Regions from separate parts of the Homo sapiens genome. Here regions 2, 3, 4, 5, 6 and 7 are each linked to region 1. The links are chromatin contacts, found by Hi-C or POLR2A ChIA-PET in ENCODE. All regions are on one chromosome and are shown on one strand. Each heading gives the region's core, a stretch centred on a gene start or an enhancer-like site at or near the end of the contact. The rest is flanking DNA. Distances are from core to core; before and after follow the strand shown.

The links. A loop is a pair of places that touch in the nucleus more often than their neighbours do. ChIA-PET counts read pairs that join two places held with the same protein, here RNA polymerase II (POLR2A). Pooled maps may share reads with other maps.
Region 2: a loop to region 1 is called in a map of ascending aorta, with 5 times the contacts of the local background. The contact joins the enhancer-like site here to the promoter of COQ8A in region 1. A Hi-C loop is called at or near these places in 1 of 168 maps with a recorded cell type or tissue (ascending aorta), 3 of 37 single-sample maps with no recorded cell type and 13 of 50 pooled maps.
Region 3: a map of CD4-positive, alpha-beta T cell shows a loop between it and region 1 (5-fold over the local background). The contact joins the promoter of H3-3A-DT here to the promoter of COQ8A in region 1. A Hi-C loop is called at or near these places in 1 of 168 maps with a recorded cell type or tissue (CD4-positive, alpha-beta T cell) and 9 of 50 pooled maps. POLR2A ChIA-PET finds 5 or more read pairs at or near these places in 3 of 52 experiments (CD4-positive, alpha-beta T cell, CD4-positive, alpha-beta memory T cell and activated B cell).
Region 4: a loop to region 1 is called in a map of naive thymus-derived CD4-positive, alpha-beta T cell, with 4 times the contacts of the local background. The contact joins the promoter of SNAP47 here to the promoter of COQ8A in region 1. A Hi-C loop is called at or near these places in 1 of 168 maps with a recorded cell type or tissue (naive thymus-derived CD4-positive, alpha-beta T cell), 2 of 37 single-sample maps with no recorded cell type and 15 of 50 pooled maps. POLR2A ChIA-PET finds 5 or more read pairs at or near these places in 1 of 52 experiments (activated CD4-positive, alpha-beta T cell).
Region 5: a loop to region 1 is called in a map of naive thymus-derived CD4-positive, alpha-beta T cell, with 19 times the contacts of the local background. The contact joins the promoter of LIN9 here to the promoter of COQ8A in region 1. A Hi-C loop is called at or near these places in 1 of 168 maps with a recorded cell type or tissue (naive thymus-derived CD4-positive, alpha-beta T cell) and 8 of 50 pooled maps. POLR2A ChIA-PET finds 5 or more read pairs at or near these places in 2 of 52 experiments (CD4-positive, alpha-beta memory T cell and PC-3).
Region 6: a loop to region 1 is called in a pooled map, with 6 times the contacts of the local background. The contact joins the enhancer-like site here to the promoter of COQ8A in region 1. A Hi-C loop is called at or near these places in 6 of 50 pooled maps. POLR2A ChIA-PET finds 5 or more read pairs at or near these places in 2 of 52 experiments (CD4-positive, alpha-beta memory T cell and activated naive CD8-positive, alpha-beta T cell).
Region 7: a loop to region 1 is called in a pooled map, with 18 times the contacts of the local background. The contact joins the promoter of ACBD3 here to the promoter of COQ8A in region 1. A Hi-C loop is called at or near these places in 8 of 50 pooled maps. POLR2A ChIA-PET finds 5 or more read pairs at or near these places in 3 of 52 experiments (PC-9, WTC11 and naive thymus-derived CD8-positive, alpha-beta T cell).

What each region holds. Positions count from the first base shown.
Region 1 is chr1:226,938,888-226,941,587 of GRCh38, forward strand. It overlaps COQ8A (coenzyme Q8A), which reads left to right and starts at 1,407. Exons shown (of 15, transcript NM_020247.5): 1 at 1,407-1,512. RefSeq lists enhancers at 77-768, 503-552, 743-842 and silencers at 1,113-1,422, 1,473-1,632.
Region 2 is chr1:227,541,378-227,544,077 of GRCh38, forward strand. No RefSeq gene overlaps it. Among named protein-coding and RNA genes, the nearest start is that of ZNF678, 21 kb to the right of the region's middle. RefSeq lists a silencer at 884-1,483. Within about 2 kb of position 1,359, at least 24 of the 41 ENCODE cell types and tissues checked have a DNase peak (open chromatin) inside an H3K27ac peak, as active enhancers do; they include ascending aorta, where a contact is called at or near this core.
Region 3 is chr1:226,061,157-226,063,856 of GRCh38, forward strand. H3-3A-DT (H3-3A divergent transcript) reads right to left here and starts at 1,339. Exons shown (of 2, transcript NR_185887.1): 1 at 1-1,339. H3-3A (H3.3 histone A) reads left to right here and starts at 1,560. Exons shown (of 4, transcript NM_002107.7): 1 at 1,560-1,655. RefSeq lists silencers at 679-1,528, 1,115-1,280, 1,899-1,968.
Region 4 is chr1:227,734,176-227,736,875 of GRCh38, forward strand. SNAP47 (synaptosome associated protein 47) reads left to right here and starts at 1,260. Exons shown (of 5, transcript NM_053052.4): 1 at 1,260-1,324. It overlaps JMJD4 (jumonji domain containing 4), which reads right to left and starts at 1,127. Exons shown (of 6, transcript NM_023007.3): 1 at 837-1,127; 2 at 476-641. The coding sequence starts at 1,098. RefSeq lists silencers at 649-848, 1,309-1,598.
Region 5 is chr1:226,307,821-226,310,520 of GRCh38, forward strand. LIN9 (lin-9 DREAM MuvB core complex component) reads right to left here and starts at 1,344. Exons shown (of 15, transcript NM_001366245.2): 1 at 1,289-1,344. The coding sequence starts at 1,319. RefSeq lists an enhancer at 477-1,243 and silencers at 797-1,026, 1,447-1,696.
Region 6 is chr1:227,761,224-227,763,923 of GRCh38, forward strand. All of the region lies in intron 3 of SNAP47 (synaptosome associated protein 47), which reads left to right. Among named protein-coding and RNA genes, the nearest start is that of SNAP47, 27 kb to the left of the region's middle. RefSeq lists enhancers at 245-995, 1,179-1,328, 1,649-1,738. Within about 2 kb of position 1,373, at least 14 of the 41 ENCODE cell types and tissues checked have a DNase peak (open chromatin) inside an H3K27ac peak, as active enhancers do.
Region 7 is chr1:226,185,441-226,188,140 of GRCh38, forward strand. It overlaps ACBD3 (acyl-CoA binding domain containing 3), which reads right to left and starts at 1,301. Exons shown (of 8, transcript NM_022735.4): 1 at 950-1,301. The coding sequence starts at 1,235. LOC101927247 (a long non-coding RNA gene) reads left to right here and starts at 2,456. Exons shown (of 2, transcript XR_001738504.2): 1 at 2,456-2,493. RefSeq lists silencers at 792-1,271, 908-1,202.

The DNA of each region.
Region 1 (2,700 bases), core at 157-2,656:
TCTGTGCCTTTCTCCAAAGATGATTTTGAGGGCTTCAATATTTAAAGGGGAAAAGCAGGCTGGAGGGGGAAGATGGAAGGTATGTTCACATTATTGAAGCCACATGTTGCGATAAAGGGAGCAGGTAGGGCAACAGTTATGTATTTGGCGCTCAGTAAATCGGCACTTTACACAAGATAAGGTGAACATAGAGTGGAGATACTTCACCTTTAATCTGTAGCTATCTGCTTAGGAACAAAAGGAAAGGCAGTTGCATGACTCAGCTTTCAGTTTAATTTTTTTTCCTTTTGGCAGAGTGAATTTTCGTTTCACAATACCAAAAAAAAAAAAAAAAAAAAAGCGGGGGGAGGCTCAGAATAAGGAACAATCCTTTGGCTTGAGTATTTCATTTCATGAAAAACTAAATTGTTATTTCTTTTTTCCACAAGAACGATTAACAGAGCTGCAGACCAGTGTTTGGGGTCATCTGAGTGGAAATTGTCGAGCCGACTTTGGCTCATACGTTCCTTTTCTCGTTAAGGAGGGAGTGACGGGGCAAATCTGCGTGCTGCTGGTGGCGGTGCCTCCCAGGGCTGCTCGGCGGGGACGCCGAGGGCTGCACCCGAGCTCCATCCCGTGTTGGCTGCGCGCCCTCCAAAACCCCGGCTGTCAGCGACTGCGGGCACCTGCACGCCGACGAGACCGGCGGGCGGACAGCGACTCCGGTGAGGGTACTATCTCTCTACCCTCGGGGCGCGGGTGGCAGAGGCTTCCTGTTTTGAGGATGGCGCCACACAAAACAAGCATCCTTAGCCTGAAGGGCCCCGGCCGAAGGGCCGGAAGTGGAAGTGCGCGGCCTTGCCCGCCGCGTTTCCCCTCCTCGGAGTGCTTTTTGTGGACCCTGGGCAAGGGGCTCTTGCTACATAGAGAGGAGCAAAGAACAGGCATCGCCCGGTCCTTAAAGCGGCGGCACCCTCCACGCCCCGCAGTCGCGTCTGCTTGGTCCACAGCCTCCCCTCCCAGGCCCGCGCAGAGGCCCAGCAAGCACCAGTCTGGAGGCAACAAGCACGCAGGGGTGCCTTTGCGGCCACGCACACTGCATCGCAGTGAAAAAGGCTCCCGTTCTCAAGGCGCATGCGCGCAGGCCAGCAACTCCAAAGCCAGGCCTCCAGCCCCGGTTTGCTAGAGAGAAAGGTAGCCGGGAGGTGGGGAAAAGGAGAACAGGAGGGCCCTGTCCGCTAAGGTAGCCTCCCATTGGCTCCTCTTGCTCCGCTCTCGGTCGCGATTGGCTACGGGCCGGGAGCACGGGCCGAGCACGCTCCCACGCGCAGAGCGGCATTCGGCAGGCGGACGGCGGTGCAGCCAATGGGAGCGGCCCGCGGGGCGGGGCTTGTGAGCTGGGGCTCCCCCGGAGCGGGCGAGTTGGTAAACAGATCCGGAGCGCGTGGCGGGCGTCAGCGCGGTGGCCAGCGCGCAGAGGCGGGCGCGGAGGCGGCTAGAAGGTGACCGCGGATCCCAGCTTCCTGCAGCCAGGTAAGGCTGCCACCCGCCGGCCCGCCGCGTGCCCAGGCGCCGTCTGGCTGCGGCCAGAGCTGGGGTCAACACCCACCTCAGCCCTTCTTGCATTCTCTTCATGTGACAGCGCAGCTTCCCCGCGAGTTTCGCTGGCCGCGAGCCTCAGGTCCGGACGCAGTGGGGGCGCCTCAGTTGCAGGGTGGGTCCTCTGCAGCCGTCTCACGTCCCTGGGTCCACCTCAGCCCCTCGTTCCTGCTTCGGGGAGGAGACGAGGGCCACGTGCAGAGCCTTGGGTCCCTGGAACACGCCCGCTGCTTGCCCGACCGCCTTCCCGCTGCCGAATGCCCGTTGCCCATGCCCTTTGGTCGCCAATACAGCTTTGATGCTTCGCTTTCTAATAATGTTGTTCTTCACTCCCAGACCCCCTTGCACTGTGTGTCTGGGGCTCTAGGCTCGTTGCCGCTGGCTGCAGGTTTGGGTGAGAACTTTGACTTCCTTGGCTGGAGCCAGCTGTTGGGCTTCGCAGGTGGGAATTTTGTGTGAACTTGGGACAGGGGATCCTTTTTGATCCTTTCTTCCTTTCGCTTTTCTTTGGCCTTTCCTCTTCTCCAAACTCTGGGGGGTCTTGTGAGTGGTTTGGGCTTACTCCCCTAAACTCGAACCTTTCCGAGGCTCATTCTCACCCATTGCACAGAGGTAACAGCCCCTCTGCCAAACCCTCTTTGGGCGATGGGGAGTGCTGCAGGGGCAGGTTTGGGTGTTGGGACTCCCCATTTGGGTGAGAGATGTCAGGTTCCTGAAGGGTGAGAGGCTTGTGTGCAGTCTTCCAGCCTGAGTCGGGCCTACAGCCTGTTGAAAAACTTGTGCACGTTCACTTGGGCCTTGGATCTACGTGACAGGATTGAGTAGCTGGTCATGCCAGGCCTACCTGATTGCCAAAGGATTTGAACATTCCTTGATGCCAGCCTGCCAGTTGTCACGCTGTGGATGGGTAGGTCATCCTGGCAGGAGGGCTCTTGGGAGACTCTTCTTTTGGAGGAAGGCCTTTCTCCCGAGGAGAGACAAAAGGGGAGCTACAGGAGCAGCATCTGTAAGACTCAGGCGGCTGGGTGCGGTGGCTCACGCCTGTAATCCCAGCACTTTGGGAGTCCGAGGCGGGTGGATCACCGTAGGTCAGGAGTTCGAGACCAGCCTGGCCAAAATGGT
Region 2 (2,700 bases), core at 109-2,608, 600 kb after region 1:
TCAAGAGGCCTAGGGTGGGTTCCCCCTGCTTGGTGTCTCTGGCCCCTGCTCTCCATTCTGAGGCCTGACAAGCACCCAACCTCCAAAGCTGTGTTTTCCTGGGGGAGTGGGTGTTGGGACCACTGGCACAGAACTCGCAGCTTAGCTACATGTTTGTTCCAGACTTGGTTAATCAATGCAGCAGTAAACCCGCTGCTTCTGGGGTACAGTCTCCTACATTTCACGGGTCAGGTAGACAGACTGCGTCCCCTTCACCCCCCAGGTGTGCGAAAACACAGTTGACTCCACCTGCAATTCGGTCCTGCCCTCTTCCACCTGAAGAAGACCTGCTCACACCCCAGGGGTCAGCTCCGCGGCTTCTTCTTGGTGAAGCCTCCCTGACATCGCCTCTGGCACTGATACCACCCTCTGAGCCCCAGCACAGTCCCAGCAAAAGCCGCGCACTGTGCAACAGAGGCCTGCGCTCGACCTCGCGGTGCACTCAGCAGGGGCTGCCCTCGGTCCCACCGTCTCCCTTAACGCCCCTGCCTCCCAGTCCCACGGCCCCCAGGAGGAGCCAGTACCCTAGCCCAGGGAGCCGGGTTGGGCGCGGCCTGGGGACCGGGCGTGGGAAGCTGGCCCACAGGGTCGCCCCTAGCAAGGAACCACCAGAGCGCGCATGCGGGAGCCGAGGCCGCAGCACTGGGTGGGCAGCTAGCTCACCGAAGACCCACGCAGCGGGCCAGGCGCCAGCGGCCGCTAGGTCTGGGCGCGGGGCCGGGCCGGCGAGAGAAGGGTCCGGGGCACCCAGTGGGCTCGGATCTCGAGCGGTCCCCGTGACGGCCCCGCGACTGCGCGACTTCCCGCTCTAGAGAGTTTATGGACCCTGTCCCAGGAGGGCTCCGCAGCCGCCAGGGAGGTACCGGAGGGACCGCGGCGCTGGGAGAGGGTGGCGCCAGGCGGCCCTGGAGCCCTGGGCGACGCGGCCGGGCCGGCCAGAGGGCGGAGAAGTCCAAAGCAGCAGCCCGGACAGCCGCTTCCGCCCCTGCGCCGCCCTCCCGGCCCAGGTGACCGGTCGCCCTACCCGGGGAGCAGCGCCCTCCTCCTCCTGGGCCGGAGCCGGGCGTGGGGGTCGCAGGCTGGTGCCACAGCCTGAGGACACCGCGGCCTCTGCCCCGGGGAGCACGCCAAATGCCGGACGGAGCGGCTGTTGCAGACGGTGAGGCCGCAGCCCCGCTTGAGGGTAGGGTCGGGCGGGGTGTCGGGGTCCTGGCAGAGGCCGCGGCGAGGGCAGGAGCCGGTGCGCTGGCCGCTGCACATGCGCCGCCCGGCACCGGGACCCTGCGGGCGCGCCCCCTGGTGGCAGCCAGCGGGAGGTGGCGTCCCTGTCCCCAGCCAGGCGGCAGCGCGAAGCTGCCTCCCCGCGGGGGGAGCGGAAGTGGCCCAGCTGCTCGAGTGACTTACTAGTTAAAAAGCTGGGGTTGGAGCTGCCACGCGGGGAAGTGTGGAGGCCTGCGGGGCTCCGCCTAGACTTTCTGGGTGTCCTCCTGGGACCTCAGGTTCCTCACCTGTCGCAGAGGACTGATGGGCTGCTATGGCAGGGTTGTTTGGAGGATTAGGCCAAATAGTCCCAGTAAAGCCCCATTAGCCTCCCTGGCCTCTGGATTTTTTTTTTTTTTTCTGGCTTGGGTAACTGCGGAATGTGGCCAGGTGCTGAAGCGGGAAGGCTGGACTCTCCCTAGGCGTCGGGGTTCCTTCCTGGCGCCCCCTCTTCTTAGGCTCTTTTCAAGCACATACCCGGCAACGTGTGCTCTACCCAAGAGCGCTTCACAGATCTTCCTGTGGGCCTAAAACCAGAACGCTTTGTTCCCTGACCCCGGCTCTCATATCACCCCAAAGCCAAGTCTTTTGGCGGAGCTGGCTTCAGATTCGAGTCTCAGTTTAATGCTTGTTCTCTAAGGTCTGCCCAGGGCTCTTATGATGGGGCGTTGTTCCACTCCACCCGACCCTGTGCCTCCCAATGCGCTGGGGGCCTCAACTGCAGGGACTTGGAACTGGGAGCCCTCCCTGACAGGCTGGCCTGGCCATGGACTGGTGGATCTCAGTCCCAGGGCGAGATACCCCGGGCAGGGACTCTCATCCCGGCTTTTGTACACTCCAGCCATTTAACCTGGTGTGGTGGCCTCGCTGAGACCCCAGGTCTGTGGGGCAGGATTTCTTCCTTGTGTCATAGTGGAGGAAACTGAGGCAGAGGGCCGGTGAATGACAAAGTCAGGGAAATGCTCTGATTGTGAAATGCCCCCTAGGCCTCACAGGTCCCTTCAAGACACAGCATCCCTCGGGTTGCTGCATCAATGGGCTGTTGGCTTGGGCACCCCAAGCTCAGCGCCATGTGGGGATGAAGCTGGGGAATGTGGGGGCAGGGAAATTCGTCCCCCATATCGGCACAGCAGGAATTTCATTCTCTGATATGTGTGGACACCACTGCATGTGTGGGTGTGGGTGGGGCCCCCATTGTGTTGATTAAGAAAGAGCCCTTCCTGGGGCCTCTGGGGAAGTGAGGGGCACCATGTGTGCCTGGCAGCTGGTTGGGGTGTGGAGGGGCTCGTCTGGACTCTGTCCTGTTGTCACCTTTTCAGGGCCAGCTAGACCCTGAAGTCTTAGTGCCAGTCATGCCCAGTTGCATGCTGCCCTTTACTTGCCTTCCCCCCCCCCGCCCCT
Region 3 (2,700 bases), core at 89-2,588, 880 kb before region 1:
GTCCAAGCTGATTGCATATGTGCTTTTAGGATAGGATTAGAGATTGCATGTGTTCTGCACAGCAACCATGGACACTTAACATTCATGAAATAATAATGAAACGGGAGGCCTGGATTTTTGTCTGTTTGTTTCTCCTAGGTCTCTTCCTCACTTAAGTGACCTTGGACAAATCCATTTCTTCCCTCGTATCTGATTTCCATGTATCTGTTTCGGGATAATGTTTATCACTAAGCCGCTTTGTGAGATCTTCAGATTACAAATAATTACTGCCCTTCATTTATGAAATTTTCCTCCTTCACTACCCTACGGGATATTTGCATGACCCTTCCATTGAAAACCTTTACACACAGTTGTGAAGCGTCAATACCATCTAGGGACGGTTCAGAGGTTCCAAAGCCAATCAACTGACAAGTCGTGAGGATAACTTGGGCCATGAAAAGTCCGTTTCCTATGCTACTGAGAATTGGAAAACAGGTATATGTACTAATTCCCAAACCACGTTTGCCTTCTTTCTGCCGTTTTCAGCCTCTTCTAAACTATGCAGAAGCTGCGGACATTTGACTATCTATATTCGGCAATTCCTTTCCAAAGCAATCCTACCGAAAACAGATCACACGGCCCCCACGGGCGGGCAGGACAAGCCACCAGGCCCTGGTGCAGGAGCTGCGCGCTCCACACATTGTTTAGAGGCCGACGCGACACAGCCATCTTGCGTCGGGGGCCCGGGCCCGGGAGGAGAGCGAGCCCCGTCCCCTGATCCCGGAGGCCAACACCGGCGAGGGGCTGCCCTGCACGCAGGCGGCCGGCCCAGGAGTCTTAGCGGATCAAGTTGTCTACGGCGGACTCGGGCCGGTCCCGCAGGACCCGGCCGCACTTGGCCGAGCGCGCAGGCGGGAAGGAGGCCGTCGGTCCGCCCCTCCCGCTGCCGCAGCGGCCAGGTCCGACAGCGGGCGCGGGACGCTGGATTCCTATTTGCCAGCTTCCTGCTGGGGAGCGTTTTCCAATGGGGCGCGGCGACCCGGCCGACCGCGTCCTCCTCCCCCACTGCCGCCCGGGTCTCCTCGGGGGCGCGCGCCGGGGCCCGCGCGGGGGCAGCCCCTCCCTCCCCTCCCCGCCGCGGCCCGAGACGCCCGCAGGCCGGGCGTTCACCCGCCGCGCCTCCGCCCGCCTTCCCCTCCCCCCACTTCCCTCCGGGCGCCCCAAACCCGGGCTTCGGGGGTTCGACGCCGTGCGCACACGGAGCGGGATGGGAGTGCAGGGCCGGGGGCGGGGGCTGGCCGGGTGCGGGCGGCAGTCTCGGCGGGAGCCGGCGGCCCCTCAGCGTGTCTTTTGTGTTTGTACACACACGGCGCGAGGCGGCCTGGAGGAGGGAGCGGGCGGCGCGCGGGGGAGGGGCGAGCGCGCGCCAGCGAACGGGCGCGCGGGGGGAAGGGCGGGGGCGGGGCGCGAGAGGAGCTATGGGGGCGGGGCCGAGCCTTCCCTCCATTGTGTGTGATTGGCTGGCGCGCGGCGCGGGGGCGGGGCGGCGTGTGTTGGGGGATAGCCTCGGTGTCAGCCATCTTTCAATTGTGTTCGCAGCCGCCGCCGCGCCGCCGTCGCTCTCCAACGCCAGCGCCGCCTCTCGCTCGCCGAGCTCCAGCCGAAGGAGAAGGGGGGTAAGTTTCCCCGTCTGCCCGCTTCCCCGGAACCGAGCCCCGCTTGCCGTCAGCCCCGAGCCGGGCCCTGGCGGTGCCGGGAGGGGACCCATAGCCCCTCCGGCTTAGCCCACAAACTTTTTGGCCCAGAAATGGAGGTGAGGAGCGAGTTTCCCTGTTCCCTCTGGCGGCGGCGGCTCCCCCGTCTCTCGCCGCCTCAGCCCAACAGCAGCAACCGCCGCGGCGCCGAGCCTGCTCTCCCTCCTCCTCCCCGCGCCCCTGGCTCCTCTTTCTTCGGTGAAATCCCGCCCGCCGCCCCTTCCCCGGACCCCAAACCTTCACCATGACCCGCGCGGGCCTCTTAACTACCGCCCCCGGGCCCCAGCCCCCAGTTTTCGAGCGGGAAAGGGGTGGAAATCGCCGCCGCTTCGCACCCTGGGGTAACTCGCTTTTTGCTGCCTCCCCACAGTTGTTGCTAAGCTTCACCATCTTGTCTCTCTTCTCTGGTCACCGACCATATTTTTTCCCCCGTTTCTCTCTTCCCCATTTCAAAAAAGCAAGAATTTTTAAAAGAGGGACGTTTTTTTCCCTTTTTTGGAGAGGCGGAAACTTGATGCATTTGAAATGCAAAAAAAACTTTTGCATTTTGGAGGGCGGCACGTGGCAGGGGATAGGGGTATTTTCGAGCGATTTGGTGTTTTGTCTCTTTGGAACGGAATCGGATACGTTTTGCGATTGTTTCCATTTTGTTCTGGTCGGGGAGCCGAGTTGGTTCCTGCTCGAGGCGCTGGGAGCGAGGCGGGCAGGTTGGGGGACCCTGTGCCGAGGGACCCGAAGGAGGCAAAACCAAAAGTTTATGTGGTGCTTGGGGTGGACCGGTCGGCGGATGTCGTGCGTTAATTAAAGCCTGGGTGCGGGGCACTTTTTATTTCACTGCGAAGCCTGTGAGGACTGGACGCGAGGACGGGGCTTTGTAGAATGCTCGCTGGTGGTAGCTGTTGTTCCTCTCTTGTTTTTTCGAGACGCCTTTTTGTCAACATAACTGTAAAGATGCAAAACCAAGAAT
Region 4 (2,700 bases), core at 10-2,509, 800 kb after region 1:
GAGCCAGACGCTGCTGGCGGGGGAGGGGGCGGGGCAGTCTGACTACAATGGTTCTGCTTATTAGAAAGTACTGATCATGCCTATAATCCCAGTGCTTTGAGATGCTGAGGTGGATGCATCACCTGAGCTCAGGAGTTCAAGACCAGCCTGGGCAACATGGTGAAACCTAGTCTCTTTAAAAAAAAAAAAAAAAAAAAAAAAAGCCGGGAGTGGAGACGCCTTCCTGTAATCCCAGGTACTAGGGAGGCTGAGGAGATCTCTCTCAAAAAAAAAGGAAAAAAAACCATATTGACCTCCCAAAGAACAACACTTGCAGCCATGCGGAAGACAATCCAGTTTCTTTTAAACTGATTAAAGTGCCTCACGGGGAAAAATAGCTCCGTTGTGCACCCAGGGGCCACCTTCATCAGAAAGGCCTCTGGGTTCACGCAGCGCTAGGGAAGGCAGCGCCTCGGTGCGTCCCAAGCCCCATTACCTGCACAAGTGCCAGTCTTTGAGGTAGAGACAGCCCCTGGGAGAGGAGTAGCCCGCCTGTATGTACTCTTTCCAGTAGGTGATGTAGTCTCTGAGAGTCATGTGCTCTTTGGGGTTCGAGTTGTATTCCTGGACCCCACAGTTTGCAACTGGTACAACCACGTCTCCTGAAATGAAAGGCACGGTCCATGCCATCTCCCTGGGCCCCGTCCTCACTCCAAACCGTCTGCAGAGGAACTCTCCAGGGGCCACGCGCCTGGCCTCCCTCACCCTCCCTGGTGCCCCTCTCTAGGCGGGGGCCTCCCGGGCCTGGGTCCCGCCGGCCTTTCCTCCCCGCCCGGGGTCTGCGGCCGCCGCCCCACCGTAGGTCCGTAGCAGGTGGTCGAAGTCGGGCCTCCCCGCGGGCGTCACCCAGCGCCGCCGGCTGCCCCAGCCCTGCGTGAAGGCGCTGGAAAACACGCAGGGCAGGTTGGGCAGCAAGAAGCCCCGCACAAAGTCGGCGTAGGAGAAGGCGCCCGGCTCCGAGACGAAGGCTACCCGGCCCGGAGCCTGGCCGACGCCGGGGACATCGACCCCCAGGCCTCGGAAGTGGCTGTCGGCGAGGGCGCGCGTCTCGCGGTCCATCCAGCTCAGCACGGGTCGAAGGACCCTCCTCCTCACTTCCGCCGGAGCGGAAACGGTGAGGACCAGCCTCGGAACCAGAAGACGCAGGGCGCCGCGTTTCTGCCCCGCCAGCGCCTGGGGCTCCGGGCCTGCACGCATGCGCGCGGCTCGCCGCGGTCTTCACTGCGCAGGCGCCGAGCGGCCGAGGCGCCGCGGTCGGCTCTGGGACTCGTCTGGCGTCCCTCAGGTGAGCGACGGTGTTGGTCTGTTGGGCGCCCGGCCCAAGCCAAGCCGTAGCGTCCGCCCTCGGCTCAGTCCGCGCGCTGTGGCTGACACAGCCCGAGCCCTCCTTCCCGCATCCCCGGGGGGTGGGGGGTATGCGGGCTGCGCTGGGAGAGGGGCGGGGACAGAGGCGGTTCTGGGGGCGGGAGTGCGGCGGTGCGGGGGCGCCCAGGGATGATGGGACCCGGAGAGAACGGTGGGACCCAGAGGGAGAGCTGGGGGGCCCTGGGATGGTGGGATCTAGCGGAGATGGTAGGGTCCTGGAGGAGATGGTGGGGACCTGGAGAGGACGGTGGCACTTGGAGGGGATGGAGACGGGATCTGGAGGGGACGGTGGGACCTGGAGGGGATGGGGACAGTGGGGACCTGGAGAGGACGGTGGGATCTGGAGGGGATGGGTACAGTGGGGACCTGGAGAGGACGGTGGGGACCTGGAGAGGACGGTGGCACTTGGAGGAGATGGGGACATTGAGGACCTGGAGGGGACAGTGGGGATTTGGAGGGGACGGTAGCACTTGGAAGGGATGGGGACAGTGGGTTCCTGGAGGGATCAGTGGCACCTGGAGGGGACATGGGATCTAGAGAGGATGGTGGGGACCTGGAGGAAAATGGTGGGAGGGCTGGAGGGGGCAGGGTAACCTAGATGGGCGAATGGGGCCCACAGGGGACCTGGAGGGCATGGCAAGGGGCCCCAGGGGATGACGGGTGTCTGGAGAAGATGGTGGGGAATGAGGGAGGGTGTGAAATGAAGGTGTGGTGGGAGTGTGGGTAGGGATTTGGGGCTGTGTACACATGAGCAGGGCTGAAGTGGGAGGACATCGGAGTAGTGACATGAGGAGTGTTTTGCCAAACTTGCAACTGGAGTTACCCCAAAAGTGGCGGCAAGGGAGTTCCCCACACTATCCTCAGGTGGGACCAGTTGGGATACCAAAGAAAGAAGTGCTAAATGCATGGTAAGCCCAGAGCAGTTTTTTTTTTTTTTTTTTTTTTTTTTTTTTTTTTTGAGACAGTATGCAGTGGCACCATCACAGCTTACTGCAGCTTCCACCTCCTGGGCTTGATGAATTCTTTAATTCTGCTTCAGCCTCCCAAGTAGCTGGGACTACAGGCATGAGCCACTATGCCCAGCTTAGTTTTGTTTTTTTGTTTTTGTTTTTTTTTTTTTTTTTTGTAGAGACAGGGTCTCTGTGTTGCCCAAGCCGGTGTTGAACGTTTGGGCTCAAGCAATCCTTCTGCCTTGGCCTCCCTAAGTGCTGGGATTACAGGTGTGAGCCACTGCGCCAGGCCCTGCCTAGAGGTTTTGTTAGGGGAACTTTCATATAGAGTGGGCTGCGGTAGTCC
Region 5 (2,700 bases), core at 94-2,593, 630 kb before region 1:
GTTCCATGGCTACATATGGCTAGTAGCTTGGCTGCCCTACTGGACATCACAAAAGAGAACAGTTCTATCATGGACAAAGTTCCTTGGGGACTTAGTGCTGCTCTCTATCAAATTTAAAACACAAACACTTTTAATACGACTTTTCACCAGCTTGGCAACTTGAATTTTTAACTTTATAACTTACTAAGAACACATGACCTCACAAAGAAAATGGAATCGGTAGTATGTTGAGTCCTCATTTTTAAGTCCATTTGCCTTGTGCATAGATAAGATTCAATAGTAATTGAGCCTTTCACAAATATGTATAAACTGAATAGTGAAAGTGGATTCAGGACTTTTTTTTGTAATTAAATAACATATTTGTCTTTTCATATAATTTATGCAATATTGTAAATTACAAAATTAAGTTCCATTGCCCTTAAACTATGGAATTGGTGCTTTTACTTACTCAACACAAGTGAGCATACATGTCTTAGATGTCAGGGTGAGTAAACATGGTTAGGGGAGGCAATGCCCTAGGGTGGGTGTCAGGCAGGGTACACGTACGCTGTGTTGGTCACATCCATGCATAAAGGTACCTTTATGGCTCTTAAGACACATATAGAATAAAGTCTGCGGGACGGGGTCTACCTGAACACTGAGTATCCGGGCTGGATGATCTCAGGAAAGGTCCACAGCCACCTGTGGTCCCAGGGGAAGGGGCCAACCCTCTGACACGGAAACACTTCCAGGGGTGGACACACCGGTGGGGGGGTGGGGAGGACAGTGAAGATCACAAGTGCCCGTAGAGGCAGGAGCTGTGACAGGACAAGATCAGAGGCTGGGGCAAGAAGAAGGGGCCGTGGACCACCCCGTGCCCAGCCCGAGCCCTCCCCCGGCCCCGGGACAGGCGAGTTACATAACCCCGGCGGGCGTCTCTCGGCGCCGGGCGAGTGGTGCAGGCGGCGAGGACAGCCCCCGCGCCCAGGGGCCGCTCTTCCCTCCACCTCGGCTGGGGGCCGGAGTGGCGCCAGGGGAGCAGCCACCGCCTCCGCCTGGCACAGGCTGGACTCCCGGGCTCTCGGTTTCCGGCCCTGGCGCTCACACAACCCCAGAAACCAACACACAGACACCATAACAAAGGCGGCGACGCGGCGGCAACACCGGAGTGGGAGGACTAGGGGACCACAGTGGGGCTGGCAGTCAGCCCACCTGCCCAGCGGAGGGCACGGCCGTCCGTCCCGGCCGGTGCAACCGCTGGGCAAGCAGCAGGCGGGAAAAGGGGGGGGTGCTTTGAGGTGCTACTCACTCTCGTCAGGCAACTGGTCGAGCTCCGCCATCTTGAACGAGCCGCGCCGCTTTTTCAAAGGCTGCCCGCCGCGGTGCATTGTGGGGCGGAGACTGTCTTTGCGAGGGAGGTTCGAATGCGGAGCTCGCTGCCCGCGGCGCCGCGCTGCGCTGCTCCCGCCGCGGCTGGCTGAGGCGGGCCCGGCTCCGCCCGCGCCTGCCCGGGGAGGAGGTGCCGCCGAAGGGGGGCCGCGCCTCGCCCCTCCGCCGCCGCCTCCGGCCGAGCCGGGCGGGAGGAAGGGAGGAAGGAGGCCGCACGGCGAGGCCCGGCGCCGGAGCGCGGGGGGAGCAGTACCAGCTCCGGAGTCCCGCCCGGGCCCCGCTCCCGGCGCATGTTCCGCGGCCCGCGCTGCAGCTGCGGGAACTGCAGGCTGTTTGTTCCGAGTGGAGAACGGGAGGGAGGCCCCGGCGGGGGGAAAGAAGCCCTCGGTTCTGGGTCGCATTGCCCGAGGGGGCTCTACGCAAAGTGAAATACTCACAGTTCCCGAAACCCACGTTGCTTGGGCGCCTCCGTCCCCTCACTTTTCCCGAGACCGCCGGCCGCAGCAGCCCCCTGCGCGTCGCGACGTCCGGGACTCGGTCCCAGCGGCCCCTCGCGATCCGGGCACGCCTTTCCCGAATGTTGGAAGCTGAGCTGCGTGCAGCCGGGGAGCGAGACCTTGAGAGGTCATGAAGTTGGTCATTTAGGCCGACAGCTAAAGAACTGTTCTGCTCAGCTGTTTCATCCATTCGACACTAGATCGTGCAGTGGGCTGGAAGAGAATTAGAAAACGAGTAACAGGAGGCTTCGAGAGGATACAGAAAGGAACAGTGACACTACAAGGTGATAAAGTACCTGATCCAAATGTTATGAGAATACTGGACGAGAATTGAACGAAATTGAAAGAAGCCCAAGGAAAAATTTCACAATATCTGTCTGTAACACTTTCCAGTAATAAAACACTGTTGCTTTTCAAAAATTCATTTAACGAATGTCATTGAGCTCCAATCCTTTTCTCCAGGAATTTATGGGGGTTGGAGGAATGAGACCGTTAAGCAGTCAAAAGACAACGTGGGTGAATTCCAGGAACTACAAAGTTAAAAGGCGGTAGACTAAGGTGACAGAGTGGTACACAGAGGCCCGCCCAGGCTAAGGAGTTGAACTTGCTTAGTCCACTGGAGCAGTGGAAAAGTCGGGTGTAAGAGGGGCACGTTTCTATTTGTGTTTTAGAACAAAAATATGGGAAATGGATTGGTGGGGGACAAGATGAGAGCCTAGAAACCAGTCAGGAAGAAGCTTATTTGGGGCATGCAAAGGACAGAAGAGAGATGCCTGCACTGGTAGCTAGAGAGGTGCAGCGGGTGGGCTCTGGAGCCCCAGGGCCTCGATGGGAA
Region 6 (2,700 bases), core at 123-2,622, 820 kb after region 1:
TATAACCTGTTTCTCTAACATGAAAATGTTTTGCTTGCTATTCCAGATGGCTTCAAGTTTCGGAAAGAAATACACATAATAATAGATTGAGTCCCATGAGCCCCAGGGCTGAATACACACCCTAAAAATGAAAGGTGCACACCTTAGATATGCAGCACGTAGTTGAATCACAGAAAACCTACCACCTTTCTGTATATGTCTTAAAGTCAGGGGTTGCAAAGAGAGGCATTGACCCCTATGGAATGGAGCATGTGGTGTGAAATGTAATGAAATCCATTGATCAAGATGAGATCAAAGGTCACCATGAGCTGCTGTCACTAAAGTGCAGGCCTGAACCCGAGTGTCCTAGTGGGAGACAGGCTACAGAAGCATAGGAAGCAGAGGTCTTCACCCACATTCAAGGTAAATGGTACAGGCGTACTCCTGCACGTGGCTTCAGGGAGGAGGTATGTGACGTGCTGTGGACTGGTGGTGTGGGGACTGAAGAGGGGTCCCTGGGTATGTGTGGCGTCAGGCAGGAAGTTTGTGACATTCTGTGGAGTTCAGGACTGCTCTCCAGGGTCCCAGTAGAGAAGCACTCAGTGTGTTTAGTGGCCCTGCCATGTTGCCGACCTGGCTGCACCGTGGTGGCGAGCACTCCTGTGTTCCGCAGGCTGGTGTTTGTAAGTGGGTTCCTGCAATCTGTGCCGTTTGAGGTCAGAGGGCTATCACCTTTTCTGGGGGCCTCAACGTGCATTCAGGATTCAGGACTGATGGCGTCACCCTCCCTGCTCGGCTAGGAGGGCCCCCTTAGTTCAGGTCACCTGAGTGTGGGTTGTAGCCACAGCGAGCACCGTCTTTTCACTTGCACAGCTGCACCCGGCCCGTGGTGTTTTGAGTACCTGGGGCAGCCATCTTGCCATGTGGCACACACAGCACACAGTCCCACAGGGACCTGCTGCATGTGTGAGATGGACTGTTGCTCCTGTGGGGGACTGTTGTGCCACCTTTCCGTGCTCACTTTCACCCCCATGGGCAACCTGGCCTGTCCAGGTAAGTGCTGGTCTCATGGGGGCAGCTGTGCCTCCAGAGGGTGTTCTTGAAGAGGCTCCATGCAGGGGTTGGAGCGTGTGGTGCCCTGCCTGGTGCTATGTTAGCAAGAAGGCGGCGCCCCGTTTGATGGGAGCTCAGTAGTCTGTGGGGCACTTGTGGCTCTGAGGCCTTGCCTCTGCCTGCCGCCTGCTGCTGTTGTCCATGCGTAGGCACAGGGACTCTGTGCCAGCTTCCCTGTGTTTACTGCTCTCAGCTGGAAACTGTGGGCTCCCTGGAGGTGGAAACCATGACGGATGTCTCAGAAATCCCTGCCTCTGGGACGAGCGCTGGTGCACGTGTGGCCACAGGGTGGCAGCCTCGCGACACCGGATGGGCGCTTGTCAGGGAGGGACACCCGGGGCGGGGAGCCTTTCCAGAGACCTCTGCAGGGCTGCGTGCCAAGTGCACGTTTTATTTTATTCTAGACACTCGTCCTTGCGTTGAGGAGCACCCAGGACCGCACAATCACCCTCCTCACATGTCTCTGGGCCCTGTGGCTTCTGACAGCCTTCTGGAGGCTGGGCCAGGGCTTGCACAGCAGCCTCTGTCTCAGATTTTCTTGCAGTCGGCCTGGGCTGTGGTTTGGGAGGAAGGCCACAGGGTGAGGTTTCCTTCCCACACATCCTACCAAGGGACATGCACAGTATTTTCTTTTTCTTTTTATTTATTTTTTTCTTTTAGAGACAGGGCCTTGCCCTGTCATCCAGGCTGGAGTGCAGAGGTGCAATCATAGCTCACTGTAACTTCAATCTCCTGGGCCCAAGACATCCTCCTGCCTTGGCCTCTCAAGTAGCTGGGACTATAGGCACATATCACCATGCCCAGCTAATTTTTTTTTTTTTTAATTATGGGGTCTTGCCGTGTTGCCTAGGCTGGTCTTGAACTCCTGGGCTCAAGTGATCCTCTCACCTCAGCCTCCCAGAGTGCTGGGATTTCAGGCGTGAGCCTCTACCCTGCTGTGCACAGCGTATTTGAAGGCTGTTTGATCACTGAGATTTTTCTTTGTCACTCACTGCCTGTCTTGGGGGTAAGGCCTGCCTGGGCTTCCAGCTCCCTGATGACAGCCTTGCCTGTACCTCTGCTTCCCCGGGCCGTGTGTCTGTCTGCACAGCAGCACCAGCAGCAGGACAGGGCAGGAGGCAGGCGGATGCAGTGGGCAGTTAGTAAAGGACCAGAGCATTGGGGTGGCTGAGGTTGTCTCTGCAGTTCGTTAGTGCCAGGCGTCTTTTGAGGCAGGGAAGTTCCCACTGGAGCTGAAGCACCCAGGAGCCTGCTGTGGCACCGCGGGCTCGGGTTGGGCTGACTGGGGAGCCTGGGGGTACTGCATCAGCTGGCCTGGAGCCTATCAGAGGATGCCGCTCAGCCCCCACCTGCGCGTGCGTATTGGTTGAGTGGGAGATGGAGCACACAAGCTGCTGTCTCCTCCATTCAGCTCCCTACGCTGTCCTTACCTGTGCGCTAGCTTCACAGGCCCACTAGGCCCAGCAGAGGCCTTTCCTGGGTGACAGGTGAGTGTTGGAGGCCAGGGCTGAGGGAAGGGGCTTGCTGGAGACAGACAGGCTGGTGGCCCAGGTCCCCGCTCCCAGGCAGGTGCAGGCAGCCCCTCCTCAGCACTGGCAGTGAAGACAG
Region 7 (2,700 bases), core at 51-2,550, 750 kb before region 1:
TGTACGTGGAACCTAGCAACCACTTTTAAAGTTGCATTTGCTGATGTCCCTCCCTGTCCATTCGCCCTACAAGACTAAGTATCTTTAAGAATCAAACTAACGGGCTTTCATCAGTTTTTCCCACTGACAAAAATCATGTGATTGGTCTCTCCACCATTCGACTAAGTGAATCACCCAATTAAAAAAAAAAAAAACCGCACACTACAATCTTGCTCTAAGACAAGAGACATTTAACAATTAATTATGCGAAAAGCACAGAAGGTACTGTTAGGCCTTACTCTGAGAATTCACTCTTGCACATTGCTTACAATGTAAAATTTTAACCACCTAGAAGTTACTAGAACATAGTGGACATCTCTCCTCAAGAGTTTGACAAGCCGGAGAGGATGATGAGCTTAACACTTTACTTCCTCCTCTCTGCCACATCAATCTGCCGGGGGATCAAGTCCTGTTCCAGTTTATGGTTCCCAAGAATGGCTGGAAAAGCTATGTATGGAACCTCTTGACAGATTTCTTCCACTAAGGGTAAAAATCGGCGGGTTCTGATGTGACAAGCCATGGGAAATAGGAAAAGAAAAGCGTCAGTTAAAAAAATAATAATAATAAAAGGCAATCCCAGAATGGGATCCTTTGGAAGAAAGTGGGCTCATTCTTCCACCAGGGCTCCTGGAAATCCCAGAAGCTAAATCAGGTAAAATGTCCCGGTAACCTCTGGGAGGCGGGACATGACTGCTAAACCAAGGTTGCAGGCCCGTCAGGGGTGTGACCTAGTGGCCAAGCGGGTAGTGACAAACTTCGGGTACCCCCAAGGAGGGAACCCCGCTTGAGTCACCACAGCCCAGTATGAGTGGGTGAGGGCAAGTCTGGTCCAGTCACCCTGGGGACCACAGCCCACGCCGGGCTCCCGGGGCCGGGCAGAAGCGGCGGGGGTGGGGCTGGCCCGGCTCACCTTTGAAGAAGCGCAGTGCCAGGCCGTACAACTCCTCCAGGCCGAAACCCCAGCGCTGCTCCAGCCGCCGCGCCTCCTCCGCCGCGCCCCCAGCCGCCGCCTCCCCGGGCTCGGGCTGCTCCCCTGAGGCGCCCGGGCCGCGACCGGATCCAGGTGGCGAGGGCGGTGGCAGCGGTGGCGGCAGCAGCGGGGCGCCCTCCGCCCCAGGCCGCTCCTCCGGGTCCGGGCTGAGCGTGAGGCCGTCGACGGACACCTCGAGTCGCTCTGCGTTCAGCACCGCCGCCATCTCCGGCTGCTGCACCTCCTCAGCGGGGACAGACGGCAGCCACGTATCGACTTCCTGCTGACCTCTGACCTCCGCTTACCGACACCGGAACTTCCGCTGCTGAGGAGGCTGGAGGGCTCCGGGAGAGGGGCTGAGGCCTGGCGCCCCACCCCCTCCGGAATCGTCAGTTGCCCTGGCTCAGCGACCACCCTTCAGGCTCCCCAACTCCCGTTGGTCCCGAACTCCCCTCCCCCGCACCCCATCCTTTCGGATCCCAGTTGCTCCAGGTGGGCGGGTGCTACCACCCCCACCGCTCGGTTCGGTGCTGCGGCTGTCAGTGCCCAGCAGGGGCGGGGTCAGTGGAGCCCCGCGCGGGGGTCGGAGTAGGGAGGATTGACGAGGTCGGCCAGCACCCAACCCTCCAGGTCAGAGGCCCTTCACATTTGCAGGGGCCTGCGTGGTTGGCAGAGCTCTTTTGCCCACCACCATCTCGTTTGGCCTTCACAGCAACTCTAAGGAAATGCAGGGCAAATTCCCAATTTTTTTAAAAGGGGAAACTGAGACTGCAGAGAAATTCAGTGACTTTGAGGTTGCAGACGGGGCTGATCCTGGTTTTGCAGGAAGCGCAGCTCATACAATTTGTGGGGACCCTCATTAGGAAAGAGTACAAAAAGTTACGCGCAGAAGGGTAGGAAAGTGAATGTATATTTAGAAAGAGAAAGAAAAAACAAATGATATTTTAAAAGTTAATAAAACCCACAAACATCACACACATAACCGTAATATTTTCATTGACTGCCTGATATTCTTCTACAGGGCGTCTGAGAGCCCAGAAACCTATTTTTTTCTAAAAGATTGAAGTCGCCCCCGACATTATGTATATTCACCTGTGTTTCCAGACTTTGGGAGCACCATTTATGATCATTTTTCCCACCTTTGTTTTGGCTGCGTACTTCTGATTGCCTTTTCCTATAACAATTATTTTGTAACTTTTTTTTTTTTTTTTTTTTTTTGTTTTTTGCAGACAGTCCTGCTGTGCCACCCAGGCTGGAGTGTAGTGGTGCAATTCGGTTCACTGCAACCTCTGCCTCCCGGGTTCAAGCAACTCTCCTGCCTCAGCCTCCCAAGTAGTTGGGATTACAGGTGCTCACCACCACGCCCGGCTAATTTTTGTAAACTTAGTAGAGTCAGAGTTTCCCCATGTTGGCCAGGCTGGTCTCAAACTCCTGACCTCATGTGATCTGCCCGCCTCAGCCTCCCCAAAGTGCTGGGATTACAGGTGAGAGCCACCGCGCCCGGCGTATTTTGTAATTCTCTATAAAGAAAAGAGAAAGATCAGTCTTTTCTCCAGCATGGCTGATTAAATTTGTTTCTTAATAATTGTTTATAAATTTATTTCAGCATCACAACTCATTACTGATATTGTTAACGTACTTTTTTAGGGTTATTGTTCAGTTTGGGAAACCTCTCTCAAGTTTCATGGATG